Regions from separate parts of the Homo sapiens genome. Here region 1 is linked to region 2. Evidence: chromatin loops called from intact Hi-C (ENCODE). Cell type or tissue: PC-9. All regions are shown on one strand. Links, peaks and the distances in the headings refer to the core of each region. The heading gives the core; the rest is flanking DNA. Region 1 overlaps STEAP3 (STEAP3 metalloreductase). Region 2 overlaps LOC107985941 (a long non-coding RNA gene).

What was found. Hi-C counts contacts between places; a loop is a spot of excess contacts. Peaks named below come from ENCODE experiments on the same cell type or tissue, not always from the same donor. Only the 100,000 strongest peaks of a DNase experiment are listed, where the experiment ranks them.
Region 1: a loop joins it to region 2, with 8 times the contacts of the local background. A loop is called at or near these places in 2 of 110 quality-filtered maps.

The regions. Positions count from the first base shown.
Region 1 is chr2:119,250,961-119,260,051 of GRCh38, forward strand. STEAP3 (STEAP3 metalloreductase) reads left to right here. Exons shown (of 6, transcript NM_182915.3): 5 at 3,724-3,888. Among named protein-coding and RNA genes, the nearest start is that of STEAP3-AS1, 6.4 kb to the left of the region's middle. RefSeq lists enhancers at 3,451-4,394, 4,720-5,586, 8,456-9,091. In PC-9, for the core only: no CTCF peak of the experiment used is centred there; DNase peaks (open chromatin) are centred at 2,031, 2,541 and 5,071; H3K4me3 peaks cover 311 bases; H3K27ac peaks cover 3,201 bases.
Region 2 is chr2:119,170,714-119,179,804 of GRCh38, forward strand. LOC107985941 (a long non-coding RNA gene) reads right to left here. Exons shown (of 3, transcript XR_001739665.2): 3 at 388-5,016. Among named protein-coding and RNA genes, the nearest start is that of C1QL2, 17 kb to the left of the region's middle. In PC-9, for the core only: CTCF peaks have their summits at 3,953 (motif pointing left) and 4,152; a DNase peak (open chromatin) is centred at 4,520.

The DNA.
Region 1 (9,091 bases), core at 449-8,448, 80 kb after region 2:
AAAACCAGGGCTGATGTGGTTATGTCGGGGTGGGTGGTCGGAGGGAGGCAGGGGCTTGACACACAGCAGCCCAGATACGGGGAGGTGCCCAAGCCTGGGCACATCCAAGCAGATTCTGGATGGTCCATGGTAAGCCATGCCCGCGGTTCTGGGCCTGGGCACCTGAGGCTGTTCTGCCTTCAGCCCCAAACAGCAGGGACTCCTGGGTGGCTCAGGCTTGATGTGTGGCTTCTGCTGCCAGCCCATGGGCACCTCACCACAGGGTCCCCACATGGCCACTCACCACCCCAACTGCCCACTAGGCCCTTGGGTCAAGGGAGCACATTAGTCTAGGCACAAGAAACTCCTCCAAGATTTCCTTACAGCCCTGAGTCTGCAGATTAGGAGGCAAAGGTGTATGCCAGCTGTAGAGAAAACCTTTGAGACCATGTTTACAGACAGTATTATTACCAACAATAACCGATATTTGTACAGGGCATTTGGATTTGCTTGTGTATTTCCCTGGAAATACACATTTCAACATCAAACTCAAAGATCAAGATCAAAGAAATGTTTAACCTGCACACTGTTCTCCTGTTACCTTCACCCCGTTCTCCTATTACCTTCACCCCAAGCTACATCTGCACATGGCTGGCACAGGATGGTCTGAAACTCTCATCTGACCATGTCACTGCTGAAAAGATCCAGTGACCCCAGTGTCCTTGGGATAATGGTAGAACCCTCACTATGCAGCTAGACTCCCTCCGCAGCCTCATCTCCCCTTCTCCTGTGACGTGTCAACACTTGGGTCCCATACTGTCCTCTAAATGGGCAGAGCTCATTCCTCTCGGCTTGGAACGCCCACCCCAGGACACCTTGACAGCTTGCAAACTCCTATTCCTCCTTCAAAACCCTACCTCTGTTAAGCTCCCCCAGACTATCCCCTTACTTCCCCATACCTGCCTCTGTAATCTGTTGCATTTTGTAAATACTTTTTTATTATTTTTCTTACACACTACTTCATACCCGACTCAGAGGTCCATGACTGGGTCTTCTACACCTTGGGGTCCATGGTTCCTAACACAGGTTCACAGTGCATGCTCACTGAGTGACTGATTTTTAAATTGGCCACCACAGAGCCAATATCAGGCATCTTAAGAGGAGTGCACGTAGAGCTTGGAGCAAGAACTAGTCTAACTGCCTTGCTGCCACTAAGAACAACAGCCATTTATTACATTAAGTGCCCACTGTGTGCCTGTTCCATGCTACTCATTCCACAAACGTAATGCTTTTAGTCCTGCAGTAACACAGCAAGATACAATGATGCTATGAGCCAGGAAAGGGACTGCCCAGGGTCTCATGACTGCCCACCAGTGGCAGAGTCAGCGTCAGAATCCAGGCCTATGGTCTCTATGCCCCAAGGTTGCCCTTCCACACCCTGCCACCCCCTCCTCCTCTGAGTCTGGCAGGCAGTGAGTTGGTACCACTCTCTTCCCATCCATCACCCACTATGAAGACATGGAGAGGGGCTAATGCTGCAGCCTCACTGGTCCTTCAGCGTCTGACCTGCAACCTAGAGGGAAATCCCACACCTGAATGCTGTCTTTCCATCTCTTGTTGATGAACACTCTCCTTGGCCTTCTCAAGGAGAAGGTGGTGAACTTGATCATCTCTAAACATAGAGACTTACTTACTAGGGGAGCTGTTACATCTGCGTTCCAGTTAGCCATGTGTGCCACTGGTCACCAGGGAGCTCTGAGCACAACACTGTGGTTTAATAGGCTGGCTGAGAATCTCATGGACTCCTAAGGCTGGCTTAGGTTCTGTCCTCATGCGGGTCTTTGCCATCCACTGCTCCCTAGCCCACCTCATCCCTCCCTTCCCAGCGTCACTGCAGACTGGAAATGTTAGAGGAAAAAAACAAGGCATTTTACAAGCCAATGTGGTATACGTGTGTGTAATCATCCAAACTCTGACTTGTGACATTAACTGCCTGATCTTCCCGAGGCGCAGAGAGGAATGACTAATGAAGCAGAGTTAAAGAACAAACAACTTCCAGCGAGGAGATGACTTACTCAATTCATGCTGTGAGGTGTGAGTAAGACTTCTCTGGGCAGAGGTACGGAGGAGACCTCTCTGCCCTCTGCACGCCTTTCCAGCTAATGGTGACTTCAACCACAGCAGGCACATAAGCAAAATCAAGAGAATTTCAGACATGACCTCATCCAAACCTCCTAGGTAGAGAAACTGAGGCCCAGAGACAGTCTTGCCAGAGTCACATGCCACTGGTGGTCAGGACAAGAGGCTGGGTCCCTAGACTCCTGGTCCCTTAGTGGCTTAAAGTCACCAAAGTGAGCCAGGCCTGCCCTAAAATAGAACAGAGCCAATCATTTTTCACAGATTGCAGGAAAAGCACTCAATGGATGGCATTTTCTCTGTTTCTTTAAACTTTCTCTTATAAGCTGTACAACCATTTTGCTCAGCCCAGTGGATTCACTTTTAATATTTTATGTGGTAACTGAGCTCGTGTTTTTTTTTTTCTGCTGAAATTGTTTCTCAAAAAACCTGTATGAGTCATTCTGTTTTGAGAGGCTGCCTATTAAAGTGTAGTCACATCTTCTAATGGAAATACTGTTCCTTGTTCTGCTGACATTATAGAATAAAAGTACCAGCATTTCACAGTGTTTCACAGAGAACACCTTGACTTCCAGGAACTCTGCTACCCGGTCTAGTTGCACCTTGATAAAAGTTCTTCCTCATGAGGGCACTATGCGAGTGAGTGTTGGCTGGGCTAGGAGGGGGCTCAGTGGCAAGGTGGGGAGAGAAGGGTCAGAAATCTCCAGGTTCATAGGGGCTCCCCAATTTATATGTCCTGGAACTTGGTGGGGGGGCCCAGATCTCTGTGAGGGCAGGGTAAGGGCAGGTATCTTTATTTTCTGTAGCCCAGGGCCTGGCACACAGTAGGTGCTTCGTAAGTGGTCACTGAACTGCTTGGTGAATGGCCGTCAGTCTCTCTTGCCTGGCAAAGTTGAGCCAAGGCTGTGTGCCTCAGGCAGAAGTAGAGAACTGGGTAGGAAGAGGGGAGGCTGAGAGCTTTGGGTCGGGGAGTGTTGGGGGCTCAGTGTCTGTATGTGTCTTTGTATGTCCTGAGTGTGAGCCAGTGATGGGGGCAGTGTGGGGCTCCAGGAAGACAGAGGGCTCAGGGTGAGACAGGCTGGGAAGGGAAGCAGCCAGTAAGGTGTGAGCTCATTGGCTGAGGGGATTCAGAGCTAGGAGAGCTCCTCTCTCCTGTCCTGGGATTCTGGGGCCGGAAAACCGTGAGACGGAGCCATGCTTAAGGGCTGTATTTCTGGTTGACTCCTTACTCTGCTGATGTGACTGTTCTGATTGGCTGCCCCGGGGCAGATATGTGAAAGCCCCAGGAGCCCCGGTCATTGGCACCAGGCTGAGTGGGTCCTGATCCCAGCTCTGCATCTGTTAGCTACATGTGACCTTGGGAAAGTGATTTGATCTTTGTGCCTCATTTCCTCCATCTCTAAAATGGGCTAATAGTGATCTCTACTTTGTGGGGTGGTTTTGAGGATTCGATGAGTTAATGCCTGAGAAACGCTTATCACAGAGCCAGGTAGCGTCAGGTGCAGTGTGAGCGCCCGCCGTCTTGTCTTTCTTGTGTCCTTCATCATTGCCCTCCCGGGGCACCAGCCTTTGCCACAGTGTTCATGGTTTTCCTTCCATCCATGTCAGGTCTTGGCCAACAAGAGCCACCTCTGGGTGGAGGAGGAGGTCTGGCGGATGGAGATCTACCTCTCCCTGGGAGTGCTGGCCCTCGGCACGTTGTCCCTGCTGGCCGTGACCTCACTGCCGTCCATTGCAAACTCGCTCAACTGGAGGGAGTTCAGCTTCGTTCAGGTAAAGTAGTCTCTAGTCTGCCAGCCAGCTTCAGCGTGGCCCTGGCCCACCTCTCATGAGTAAGTGCTCTGCCTTTGAGAACTGCCTGGGCTCTGATCATCTGCACAGCAGGACCACTCGGTGAGATGCCAGGCCTTCCTGACCCAGAGGGCCCATCCAAGCCTCTTGATAGGGGCTGCCTGCTACAAGCTTAACCTCCCAACACATGAGGAAGCCAGACACAGGCATGTGAAAAAATTACAGACCAGGACACTGAGCCCTGGGTCCACCATTCTCAAGCTTCTAGAATTCTTGAGCTTTCCAAACAAAATTGAATGACATGAAGTCATTGGACATTTTGCTGGTCTAGGTAGGAGTCATCATCTACCTAGACATCCATCTAGGTAGGAGTCTAGGGAGTGAGCGAGCCTAGCCCACCACCCTCCACCCCTCATCTCAACCTGGCTCTGTTGTTCCCCTTAACCCCTTGATTCATGCAGCGTGGATGAGACACAAGCATTAGGACCCCAGTTTATAGGGGATGCGACACAGCTTTTTCCCAAGGATGCCATTCCTATGAAAAAATCCAGAAAAAGGAGGTCTGTCATCAGATGAATTTGAGAAAAGATTTACTTCCCCCTAAGAGATCACAATGCACTTTGGCACATCAAAGATTCGAATAACATCTACAACAAACAAACCTTTGTTAATCAGACTTATTGGAGTGTTAGCACCCTCCCCCTCCTTTTTTCCAAATAACAGCTATCAGCACTCCACAAGCTGGGCGCTGTGGCATGTGGCTGGGATCCCAGCTACTAACAGAGGCTGAGGTGGGAGAATCACTTGAGCTTGAGCGATTCTTCCAGGAGTTAGAAGTTCAAGTGTCCAGCCTGGACATCATAGCAAGACCTTGCCTCTTAAAAAAAAAAAAATACTCCACAGAACATACTCTGGGAAATGCTGCTAGTGGCAAAAGTTTCTTTTTGCATTTGTTCATTCAACAAACATTTATTGAGCACTTACTGCAGGCCAGGCATCCTGCTAGGCCTGTGATGCAATAGAGAACAAGACAGGCAGAGCCATCTTTCCATGATAAAGGAAACGGAGGCAGGGACATTGTTTACATTTCTTTGGCATCTCCCACTGTTCTCCACACAGAATCTGCGGTCAGTGTTGGCGGATTAACTCCTCCCCTCCCATGAGTGGGAGCTGACTAATGCTGTATCCTGCCATTGTAACAGGGCAGAGAACAGCCATCCTATCCACCCCCACTATCAACAGAAATCTGTGCAGGGAGGACGTGGTACAGGACTCAGGGACAGTGACAGCGTAATGCTCTTACGTAATCCAAATTAATTGCTCCTGACCAGGGATGCTTCACATCCATTGGAACAACACAGAGTTGTAGCCGTGTGTTTTTTAAAGTGTGTCTGCCTCTGAATCTCCCTGGCTCTGCTCATCTCAGAAGGTCCCTGGAGGAGGGCTCATGGCTGACACATGTTAGCATACGAGAAGGGGAAGAATTTTATTTATCTGCCACTAATCCCCATGTGTCTCATACCCAAATCTAGGATTTTCCTCTTCCCACCTGGAGTATCCGGCGTGCATGGTTTATCCACAATTAAAGCAGACTGCAGGCTGCTCCCCTCACCAGAAAGCCGCTCCCTTAAGCAGCCATAGATTACATGCCCTGGCTCTGCCTGCCAGAGAAAGCCGGTGGATTTGATTTTGTTAGCAAGAGCTGACTGAGACCCTAGCAGCTGCATTCTACTTTACATATTAAAGAGTGGAAATACAAATAGGACAGTCCTTTTGCCACTGCAAGAGCAGGGGGGGTTAGGTGGGTAGAAAGGCAGGATTTTACTTGTGGAAATCAGTGCCTGCCTTCCATCCACAAAAACCAGATGTCAATATGGAGGAGGCACATGTCAGCGGCGCCTGGGAAGCCTGAGTTCCAGCTTTCCCTCCCCACAACCCTGCTCTGTAACTGTGGGCAGAGCATGTCTGCTCCAAGAGCCTCAGTTTACACCCCTGAAAAATGGAGTTAATGCCTTACAGGGATTTTATGAGCCACAGTAAGAGATTATGTGTGAAAGAAAAATAAAAAGCATTTTGCTATTATTCTTAGGGTATCTGGCCACATTTCCATTATCTCTGACTAAGGTACCAACCACCGATTTCTGAGTTCAGTAGGAGACAGTGAGACAGAGGCCAAGGAACCCCAACCCTGGGCCTAAAAGTGGTCCAGTCAGTGTTTGCAAACTGGCGGACACTCACTAGTGGGTCATGCAATTGATTCCATGGATCACAAGCAGCATTTTAAAAATGAAATAAAATAGAATGACAAAGAAAACAGTGGAGTGTTTTGCATGGTGTCGGGATACTTTTTCAGTTATATGGAATTGCTAGTTTTATTTGCAAATGTAGCATACCTCGTTGTCTACCGGACAGCAGAGTAAAACATGGTTCTTACTGTGAGTCCCTGTCAAATAGGCTGAAGCCAGAGCCCTCTTGGAGAAACAGAGATAACCCAGGCCTGCCTCCCATCCGTGGACTCAGATGCTGAGGGATGGCTCTGGCAATCTATTTTTGCAGCTCCCTAAGTGACTGATAGGTGCGCATGCCGCAGTGTGTGGCAACTTCCAGTGCAGGAAACACAGGCAGTGGAACCCGAAGACCTGAATCTCAGTCCCAAGACCCCCACTTACCTGCCCCGCATCATCAGACAAGTTTCCTAGGCCCTCGGAGCTTCTGCTGCTCACTTGTGCCTGTGTCCACCCCATATGGTCATCAAGAGGATTTGAGCTGGACACGTTAAATGCAGGATGCGTGCAGCCAACAGTGGCATGCTGGCTTTTGAGGTAAGCTGCAACCTTCTCCTTTAAAGTTAGCGTGGCTAGTGAGAAGTTACCTGAGCCCCATCACCCTCCCCTACACACATGTCCACAGCAGACACCAGGCTATGGGGACAGCCATGGTTCTTGAGGGGCCTTGGCTGACCCCTAGATCTGTAATGCTTTTGTTACCGGAAAAGGGTCCCGATCCAGACCCCAAGAGAGGGTTATTGGACCTCACGCGAGAAAGAATTCAGGACCTGTCCATAGAGTAAAGTGAAAGCAAGTTTATTAAGAAAGCAAAGGAATAAAAGAATGGCTACTCCATAGTCAGAGCAGCGGCATGGCTGCTCAGCTGCTTATACTTATTGTTACTTCTTGATTATATGCTGAACGAGGGGTGGATTATTCATGAGTTTTCCAGGAAAGGGATGGCAATTCCCAGAACTAAGGGTTCCTTACCTTTTTAGACCATATAGGGTAACTTCCTGACATTGCCATGGCATTTGTAAACTGACATGGCGCTAGTGGGAGTGTTTTTTAACATGCGAATGCATTATAATTAGTGTATAATGAGCAACGAGGTCACTCTCGTTGCCATGTTGGTTTTGGTGCTTTTGGCTGGCTTCTTTACTGCAAGCTGTTTTATCAGCAAGGTATTTATGACCTGTATCCTGAGCCGACCTCCTATGTCATCCCGTGACTAGCAACGTTTAACCTCCTGGGAATGCAGCCCAGTAGGTCTCAGCCTCATTTTACCCAGCCCCCCATTCAGGTGAAGTCTCTCTGGTTTGAACACCTCAGACACTTCGTTTAGCTAAAAACCATTGAAACAGTGTATTGATTCCACAAAGAGGTGACTTGTGCTTGCATTTATCCTTTTGTTCCCAAATCTGTTTTCAAAGTTTTACATGTTGTTTTGTGTTCCTTTGGGTATTTTTTTTTTTTTTTTTTTTTTTTTTTTGAGACGGAGTCTCACTCCGTCACCCAGGCTGGAGTGCAGTGGCACAATCTCGGCTCACTGCAACCTCTGCCTCCCGGGTTCATGCCATTCTCCTGCCTCAGCCTCCCAAGTAGCTGGGACTACAGGCGCCCGGCACCACACCTGGCTAATTTTTTTTTTTTTTTTTTTTTGTATTTTTAGTAGAGATGGGGTTTCACCGTGTTAGGCAGGATGGTCTCAATCTCCTGACCTCATGATCCGCCTGCCTCGGCCTTCCAAAGTGCTGGGATTATAGGCGTGAGCCACCGCACCCAGCCTTCCTTTGGTATTTTTTTGTTATTGTTTTGGTTTGGTTTGGGTTGTGCTAAGTGTTTCAATTCAGCCAGTTTTAACTGGCTGTTAGATATTAGACTGCAAAATACTCCAGTCAGAGCAGCTCACCTGCGCAGAAAAATGAGGGTTCAGCTTTTAGAACCTAAGTTCTTTCCCAGAGTTAGAGGAACTGCCTGTGACCTTGCCCACTCCAGCCACCTGCCTGAAATAATGACAAGACCAGCCTGACCCCAGCTTCATGAGCAATTGTCCAAAGCCCCTTTGTGCCGTAGTAATTGAGCACCAGCAGGAGCTACAACGACCTGGCTGTTTCTTTTTTGCTAACAAGCTTACGTATAATAAAAATGGCTCTAGCTTGGGGATCTTATTAATCGCCTCATGACAATCCCTCTCCTTTTGGGCTTCTTTGGGTTCTGGGATTTTTAAATTGTTCCCAAGGAGAGTTTTTGGGAAACAAACTCCCTGGAATCATGCAGGCTTCCCACTGGGACAGGAAAGTCAAAGGCCCTTTGTTATTGGCTGGCCTTTGGCTGTCAGCCCTTGCTATGAACCACTGGCCTGAGGCTGGAACTTCCTGCTGTCTGCACCATGGGATTTTGAATGGCACAAGAATGAGGCTATATGAACAGGAGGAGCTGACTGCCACTGGTGGGCCTGGGAGCAGCGTCTCCACACTGTCCCTGTGCAGAGCCCAGAGTGCCCAGCAAAATTCATCACTCTCCAGATCAGGGGCTGGGGACAGTGGCCCACACAGACCAAACACTGGAGCTACAGGGCATGTCACCCGAGGGAGATGCAAAGACCTCACTGGGGCTACTAAGGCTGGCTTTCCAGGCCTGGATGGGCTCCCATTGCTGCACCTCCTGGGAAAGCCCACGACACAGAGGTGGGCGCCAAAAGGCTCTCAGTGGGGCTTTGTCTAAGGAACAGATAGGTCCAGGTCTTCCTCAGGCAAGTGACCTGAGCAGAGGGGCCCGTGTGGACTTTTCACCCTGAAGCTAGAAGGGTGTGGTGACGACAGTCTCCTAAATGAGTGGCTTTAGTCCTAGCTGCCCATCAGCCTCATCCGCCGAACCTTAAAAAACAACAGATGCCCCGCCCCAAACCAACTTAA
Region 2 (9,091 bases), core at 649-8,648:
CAGTGCAGGAGCAAGGGCAGGCCGGCCATCAGAGCTGGGCGGGGAGGGGGGCGCTGAGCTTGGCGTGGGAGTTTCCCCAACGGACTGTGTCTTCCAGGGACCCTCGCCCCTCATGCCCCTCTGCGTCCTGAAGGGAGGAGGCACCACCCCTCTGTGGCATCTGCTTTTTAGGGCTGACGATGGAACAAGCTCATGGACAGGAGTGAAGCCCCTGGCACATAGCAGGTGCCACAGAAGGGTGGTGAAGTCTGCCCTAGATCAGAGATCATTCAGGGGGTCTGTTAACTTGGATGAAGAAGAAATACACTCTTATCACTAACATCAGGAAGGTAAGCAAGGAACCACACATAGAATTGACAATAAGTGTGACTTTGCCACCAAGAAGAATCACAAAGTTTTATTTTATTTTATTTTATTTTATTTTACTTTAAGTTCTGGGATACATGTGCAGAATGTGCAGGTTTGTTACATAGGTATACTTGTGCCATGGTGGTTTGCTGCACCCATCAACCCGTTATCTAGGTTTTAAGCCCCGCACGCATTAGGTATTTGTCCTAATGCTCTCCTTCCCCTCGCTCCCCACCCCCAAACAGGCCCCGGTGTGTGATGTTCCCCTCCCTGTGTCCATGTGTTCTCATTGTTCAACTCCCACTTATGAGTGAGAACATGTGGTGTTTAGTTTTCTGTTCCTGAGAATCATAGAGTTTTCATAGCCCAGTACAATAATCACAGATACATGACATAGAGTTGTGTGACATGTAGACCCCAATAGTCCGGTTAATGGGATGCTTTAGTTAAAAAGTACATAGATTACTGTATTATAAGTTTATGTTTTAGGATATTTTGATGATTACTTTTTAGAAATAGTTTCCTTTGTAACCTTTATTTTACTTAATGCATATGAAAGAATCATTCAGAGGAGGGGTCCATGGCTTCACCAAGATGAAACAGGTCATTGGCATGAAAAAGGTTAAAACGCTGTGCCCTGGAACCAGGAGTTTATGATCCAGGCCTGCAGCATGCTGTATGACCTTGGCCACATAACTTCATTGTGCCTCAGTTGCCTCAACTATAAAATGGGGATAATAAACCTGTGACATATGATGCTTGGGGGGTTAAATGTGACAAAAGTCTTAGCACTCTGTGTGCCATACAGTGAGGGCCCCAGCATGGGCATTGATGCACCGTCTTGATTCCTCCTGCCTTTCCCAGGTACAGGGAGCTTCCCCAGCCTGCCTGCATCTGAGAAGATTCCACCAGAGAAACAGAACCAATAGGAGACATATATTAAGAGTTGTGTTGCGGCCAGGCCTGGTGGCCCATGCCTGTAATCCCTTTGGGATTACACTTTGGGATTACAGCACTTTGGGAGGCCAAAGCGGGCCTATCACCTGAGTTCAGGAGTTCGAGACCAGCCTGACCAACGTGGAGAAACCCCGTCCCTACTAAAAATACAAAATTAGCCAGGCGTGGTGGCAGGCATCTGTAATCCCAGCTACTCGGGAGGCTGAGGCAGGAGAATCACTTGAACTTGGGAGGCGGAGGTTGCAGTGAGCTGAGATGGTGCCATTGCACTCCAGTCTGGGCAACAAGAGCAAAACTCCATCTCAAAAAAAAAAAAGAGAGAGATGTGTTGCAAGAAATCGGCTTACGTGACCGTGGGGGCTGGATCCATAGCGCAGGCTCTCAGGAGGGGCAGTCCAGAACTCTCAGGCTGATGCTGCAGGCCACAGGTGGGATTTCTTCTCAAGAAAGCCTCAGCTCTGCTCCTAAGGCCTTTCAACTGATTGACTCATGCCCACTCAGATTATTGAGGGCTATCTCCTTTATTTAAGGTTAACCGGCCCAGTGCAGTGGCTCACGCCTATAATCCCAGTATTTTGGCAGGAAGATTGCTTGAGGCCAGGAGTTTGAGACAGGACTGGACAACAGAGCAAGAGCCTCATCTCTACAAAACATAAAAAAATTAGCCCGGTGTGGTGGCACACTCCTATACTCCTAGCTACTCTGGAGGCCAAGCCGGGAGGATCACTTGAGCCCAAAAGTTCAAGGCTATACTCCTAGCTACTCTGGAGGCCAAGCGGGGAGGATCACTTGAGCCCAAAAGTTCAAGGCTGCAGTCAGCTATGATCAAGCCACTTATACTCCAGCCCAGAAAACAGAGTGAGACCCTGTCTCTAAAACAACAACAACAAAAAACCCCAACCAATTGTAGATATCAACTACATTGCTGTGGCTTGAATGTCTCCTCCAAAACTCAATCTGAAACTTAATCCCTAATTTAATAGTATTGGCAGGTGACAGGGCCTTTCAGAGGTAGTTGGGTCATGTGGGCATTCATGGATTAATGGGTTAATAGATTAATGGGTTATCATGGGAGTAGATTAGCTATCACAAGAGTGAGTCTGTTACAAAAATCCAGCTTGGCTCTCTCTTGTGAGCCCCTCCCCATACGATGCCCTGCACTGACCATTAGCAAGAAAGCCTTCATCAGATGGACCCCCTCAACCTTGGACATCTCAATCTTCAGAACTCTAAGAAATAAATTTCTTTTCTTTATAAATTGCCCAGTCTCTGGTATTCAGTTATAGCAACAGAAAATGGACTAAGATACACATCTACGAGATACCTCCACAGCAACTCCTAGATTAGTGTTGATGGAATAACTGGGGATTGTAGCCTAGCCAAGTCGACACCTAAGACCGGCCCTCATGTCACCCAAGGACAAGACAGCGAGGTCCTGAAGAGTTTCATGAAGAGGAGGGGAAGGAGAGAGTGGGGAGCTCAATGTGGACCCCTCAATTAATTTCCCAAGTGCTCAATGAGGCCTGCCCCACCTCTCATCCAGCTCCTTGGCCAGGCCCTGCCCCCACTCACCTCTCTTATGTGGGACACGTGAGCCCCTCCAGTGTGCCAGGAGCACATGGGTACAGGCACACATAGAGAATGCCGTGTCCACAGGAAACCCAGTGAGCCTGAAGGGCCTTGGCGTGCCATTTACAGGTCACTCACTTGGGCCAGGCCTCACTAGGGATGCCAGGGTGAACAAGACGTGGCCAGTGCTCTTGAAGGGCTCCCACCTGGTGGAGGTAGCAGACAAGTAAGGGGACAAAGGCCCCTCAGAAGTACACATCTGGTGGGCCGGGCGCGGTGGCTCACATCTGTAATCCCAGCACTTTGGGAGGCCGAAGCAGGCATCACTTGAGGTCAGGAGTTCGTGACCAGCCTGGCCAACAGGTGAAACCCAGTCTCTACTAAAAATACAAAAATTAGCCAGACGTGGTGGCGCGTGGCTGTAATCCCAGCTACTCGGGAAGCTGAGGCAGGAGAATCACTTGAACCCGGGAGGCGGAATTTGCAGTGAGCCGAGATCACGCCATTGCACTCCAGCCTGGACACAGAGCGAGACTCCATCTCAAAAAACTAAAAAAATAAATAATAAAAAGTACAAATTAGGTGTGGTTATCGCCTGGAGAGCCAGGAGCATCCTTGGGAGGGGACTTGGGGAGGGGTCCGCTGGGCTGCTCTAGCCCACTCTGGGCCAGAATCGTGATTCTAATTGCAGGTAGGCTTTACCCTATCAAAGCCCCCTGGGCTGGGGACTCTGTGAAGAAGCAAGATGTGCTTGAAACCTCCCTCTCTGCTGAAAAATCTAGACAAGCTCCTGACCGGCTGCATTGCTGCTTCAGCCCCTCCTCAGGGAAGCGGGAGGCCCTGGGTCTCTACGGGTGCTCTGTGAAAGACTGCAGAGGCTGGTGGGGCTGCATTCCTGTCTGTCTGCCTAGGACAGTGCCTACTGACTTCTGACTGCTGCCCCATGGTCCAGGGCTCCAGGTACACCACTGCAATGTCACTTTGTGCTTGGGGTTCCAACTAGACAAAAGCCCCACGTTGCACAGCCCTTGAGCCGTCCCGGGTAGCATGCCCCCTGGTGGCCGTGGGCAGTTATTACCGTTAATCCTTTCTTGCCCAGATGCCTCTAGCGTAGGCCACAGCAGCCGGCCGGGTTCGTTGTGTCTGGAAAGACCAGAGAAGGGTTCCCGGAGAAAGAGGCCGTCTGATCGGAGTTTTATGAACCAGAGGATAAAGAAAGGAAGGGATTTCTGGGCCTCAGAAAACCACATGCCAACGCATGGGGGTATTAAGGATAGGGGCTCTTGAACGCCCAGGCTGGTAAAATCTAGAACGGCAGAGGGAGGAGGGGTAATTTTTCTGGTTGGTAGAAATAAAGTGGGGATGAGGAAGAGCACGAAAGTCTGTCGGCAAACCTGAAAGTGGGAGCGAGCTTTTGTCAAATCCAGGGTCAACCTGAGCTCTCATTAATTGGGAAACTGGAGAGTCAGATCCTCTAAAGAAAGTGGAAATATTTGTTCTAAAGAACCCCTGCCAGGTCCCCGTTTACGTGACTCATAAAGAGGCCTTCAGGCAGAAAGGATCCCAGTGCACCAGTAACAGAAGGGCTCCAGGACCAGAGGGAATGGACAGGGAACCACCACCCACACCAAGCACAGGCCCATTGTCGGCATGAGGAGCCTCGCCCCTGCAGATCACCTCCCAGAGGGGAGCGGATCAGAGATTAAATTCCACACCTTTCTACAAAATCATAGCAGTTTGAAAGTGCCAAGGGGAGTAGGTGAGGAGGTTTCGAGGCATGTATGCAGCCGTTTGGAGACACCAGCCATGTCGCCTGAGTTTTCTGATGTAATCCTCATAACAACCATTCCAGATTTAAGTGATTAGTCCTGTTTTACAGATGGGGAAACTGAAGCTCAGAGAGGTTAAGCAACTTCCCCAAGGTCATACAGTAGCCAAGTAGCATAAGTGGTATTCGAACCCAGTTCTATTTGGAGCCTTCACAGGCTTTTTGCTGCATTCCACAAGAGTCTGTATATTCAGAAGCAAGTCTTCCACAGCCATCATAAGTCATCCTCACAGCCGGCTGGCAGGGAGGGAACATTGCCACTGTAGCTGGGATCATAGATATCGTGGTCTCCATTTGACGGATAAGACTGAGGTCTGGAAGAGAGTCAGTCAGTCTGTGTGATAAGCCTGAACCACCCTCTCCTTCAGTTCCTCCCCTAACCCAACATCCTCCGGGTCTGGAAGGACAGTGTCTTGAGCAACTTCTTGCAGCTATACTTCTCCAGCTAATAGTCTAGAAAACCGAGCCTGGTCCCGAGTCTCCTCCTCGGGGTACGAGCCGAGGGCACTGATGGGGGTCAGGAGGTGCTGGCTAAAAGACGGTGGTGCAGGTGCCCCTGGCTTTAAGCGCGCCCAGGTTATAAAAAGCTTGGTTCCCATGCTGGCCCTAATTCTCCATGCACTGAGTACCTTAGGTCCCTTCTCTGGGTCTGTTGCTCCCCTGTAAAACAAGGGGGTGGGAGAAATGACCTTCAAGCTCAAACACCATATGTCCACCTGGGTTGGTATAGCAGATTGCATTAGTTTGTTAGGACTGTTTTAACAAATGCCACAGACTGAGTGGCTTAAACAACAGACATTTATTCTCTCACAGCTCTGGAGGCTGGAAGTCTGAGATCAAGGCAGTGGCTGGCAGGGTTGTTTCTCCTGAGGCCTCTCTCCTTGTAGCCACCCCTCTTCTCCCTGTGTCTTCACATGGTTGTCCCTGTGTGTGTGTGTCTGTGTCCTAATCACCTCTTCTTATAAGGACACCAGTCACAGAGGATTACCGGCCACCCATAGGACTTCATTTTACCTTAATTATCTCTTTAAAGTCTCCATCTCCAAATTAGTCACATTCTGAGGTACTGGGAGTGAGGACTTAAACATACGAATTTGGAGGATAGGACACAATTCAGCCTATAACACAGATAGAAGACACTGCTCATTTTAAAAAAGAAGTAGCAGGCTGGGCGCAGTGGCCCATACCTGTAATCGCAGCACTTTGGGAGGCCGAGGCGGGAGGATCACCTGAGGTCAGGAGTTCGAGACCAGCCTGGCCAACATGGTGAAACCCCGCGTCTACTAAAAATACAAAAATTAGCCGAGCATGGTGGCATGCTCCTGTAATCCCAGCTACTCGGGAGGCTGAGGCAGGAGAATCACTTGAACCTGGGAGGTGGAGGTTGCAGTGAGCTGAGATCGCACTGCTGCACTCCAGCCTGGGTGACAGAGCAAGACTCCGTCTCAAAAAAAAAAAAAAAAAAAGAAGTAGCAGTCCCAGCCCTTTAACAGCGAACTTCTGATACATTTAAAACAGAATCTGATTCTCACTTTTTCTTCCAGGCCCACTTCAATGCCACTAATGAGGCCTATCTGTCTGCAATCTGATATTAGAGGCCAAAAATAATCTTTCTATTTGCCACTTACTGGGCACCAATGTCCTACCTGACACATGCTGGCTCAGGTGGGGGAGGAGGTACGGTCCCTGGCCCTAGGAACGCTCCATCTTAGAAAGAGACAGAATGTGCTGGGGTCAGAGTAAAAAGTGCATGGGCTTCAGCAGCAGATCCCAGCATGGCTACCACCAGCTGGGGGACCTTGGGCAAGAGCCCCCTGTGAGCCTCAGTTTTCTCACCTGGTCAATGGGACTCACACTACTGCGGCACACATTGTGCGCCCACATTGTCTCGGTGCACAGGGGCCACCCTTCAAACTGCCAGGGTCTGCACCTCTGTGCCCAAGGTGCAGAAAGGGCTGGCTGCCAGAACCCACTCTGCATTTTGCCTCTTTGCACCCGAGGCTGGAAGAGCCCTGGAATCACTGACTCGCTGGAGCATCCATTCACCAGTGGCCATGGGAGCTGATGCATAAATATTCCAGCGCTCTGGTCCTTCGAGAGGGACACTCTGTGACATGCGTTGCTCACCTGTGACATGCCCCTCCCAGCGTCTCCTGACCTCCCCTCCCAAATGCACTACTTGCACTTGCTCTCATTCCCATTCTGCTTGCTCACAGGCTGGATCACACAAGACCACACATGCGTGTACACTCGTGCCTGCCCATGGCAAGTATTCAAAAACTGCTTGCTATTTTGTGGGTGGTGGTGAAGGGAATAGTATATTTATAATACTTCAGGCCAGGAATATACATCTCCTCTGTTTTCTGACCCTTCCAGGAGTAGGGTGGATTCCACCCGCTTTTTTGTAAGCCCTCAGAAGTGCTCCAGGCTCTCTGCACACCCCCAGATCTCCCCTGAGCTTCAGCCCTCACCCAGCTCCCCAGTCAATTTGGCCCCTGTGACGATGTTGGTGGGGGGGGCGGGGGCAGGGGAAACAGCTGGCCCTGGCTCCTGACAGGCACTCTGTTCCCATCTCAGCTGCCTGGCCCTGCCTGTGGCATCCTCAGAGACCCAGTGGTGAGTACTTCCTTGGCCCTTTAGGCCCCTTTCCCCAATCCAGTAGTGAGACACGGGGAGGGGCTGGCAGAGACACAAGTCTGCCACCCTTTCCTGGACAGCCTTCTCCTCTCTGGCAGCAGGAAACCACCCCCTACTCCCACTCCAGACCTACGCTCACACTCCCCGTCAACCCCAAGTGCCACTCCAGTCTGGGGTCCCTCCCTGAGCTTTCATAAGCATTGCAAATGCCCAATTCCTTCATTGGCTGGGGAGGGCAAAGCCTAAATGGGCAGTGGGCTATAGATGGTGGCCTTCCAGGCACTGGCAGCAGGACACTTCAGGGCATCATTCAAATGCAGAGGGGAGAGCATTCTGCCCAAGGGCAGGCCTATTTGGGGTGGGCAGGGCAGACTTACAATGGAGACTACCATACTTACGTGGCTCTCTGCAGGCCACGTGACCCCTTCCCTCTGCTCCATGTGCCCAGGATTCAAACTCAGGCTAGTCTGATTCCCAAAACTGTGGGCCTCAGTTTTGGGAAAACTGAGAAAATTGGGCCTCAGAATAGGGATAGGGATGGAGATGGAGATGGAAGAAAATAAACCAGGCCCTCTGCCTGATCCCCTCCCTACTTTGGCTCTGGGGTTGGGAGATGCTGCAGAGGCTTCATCCACTCTCTGCCCCGACCCCCTAACTCCCTCTCCTGCTCTGTCCACTGGGCTGGACCCTGTCTGCTGGGCCTATCAGGGCTCCCCGTGTGTCCTCCACCAGCCAGCAATGGCCAGAGAGCCCAGCTGGCCCCAGCCTATCCCCTGCCCACCCTGGGCCCTGCTCAGAGGACAAGGCTGAACTGATTCTGTCAGGAAGGGTTAGTCTTGTCTCAGGCCTGGCTGAATGCAAAAGGACGAGACAAATGCATGTGGACAGCCTCGATCCGGAGTGCTCTGTCAAACATGCTGGCCACCTCTCCGGGAAGATCACTCAGACTCCTTGCATCCCATCTTGGGAAGGCTGGCCTGAGGCTCCAGAGAGATGTTGGGAGATGCCAGGTGCCTGCAAGCCAAGGGCCCTCCGGGGAAGGGTGTCAGGACCCGCTGCTTCTTGCCTCTTGCAGAGAGGGCAACAGCTGGCTCCTTCTCCTGCCCCAGGTGAAGACTGATCAGATACTGATTCCAGGATGAATCCAGCAACATTAGGCCCTGCCTGGTCCCATGGTAGCATCTGGCTGGGCTTTTGGCCTATAGTCGAGTAGATAGAGGGAGGGCTGATAACTAAGTGACTACAACAGGACCTCCCTGTGTAAGGGTTCTAGCTTATTTCCACACTCTTCTGGCACAGACAGGTTGGCAGGGCAGCTGGTAGCAGGCACAGCAGATGGAATGTCAGGAATGAAATCCACAAGACTCCAAGCCCCTCCCAGGGTGAGCTTGCCACAGGCCACACCAGGAAGCTGAGCTCCTCACCCAAAGCCTGCCAGTGCCTACGTGGCAGTCATTCCCTTGTCAACAGACTTCCCACTGGCTTCTCTTGCTCCATTATTAAAAGCAAGAACCAAAAACTTCACTGAGGGGATAGAATCCCACTAATAAGCATGTCCACGCTTTGGGTCATCTTAGGGGCACAGAAAATCTGAGTATCCCCCATAGCATCAGGCAGAGCAGATTTCTTGTCAATTAGCTCAGTTGGTTGGAGGCTGCAGCCATGAACATGCTGGCCTCAGGGCCCTCACAACACAGGTGGGTTAGGGAATGAATGAAAGTTCAGCTATTATTCCTGCCAGAGACTCCAGGC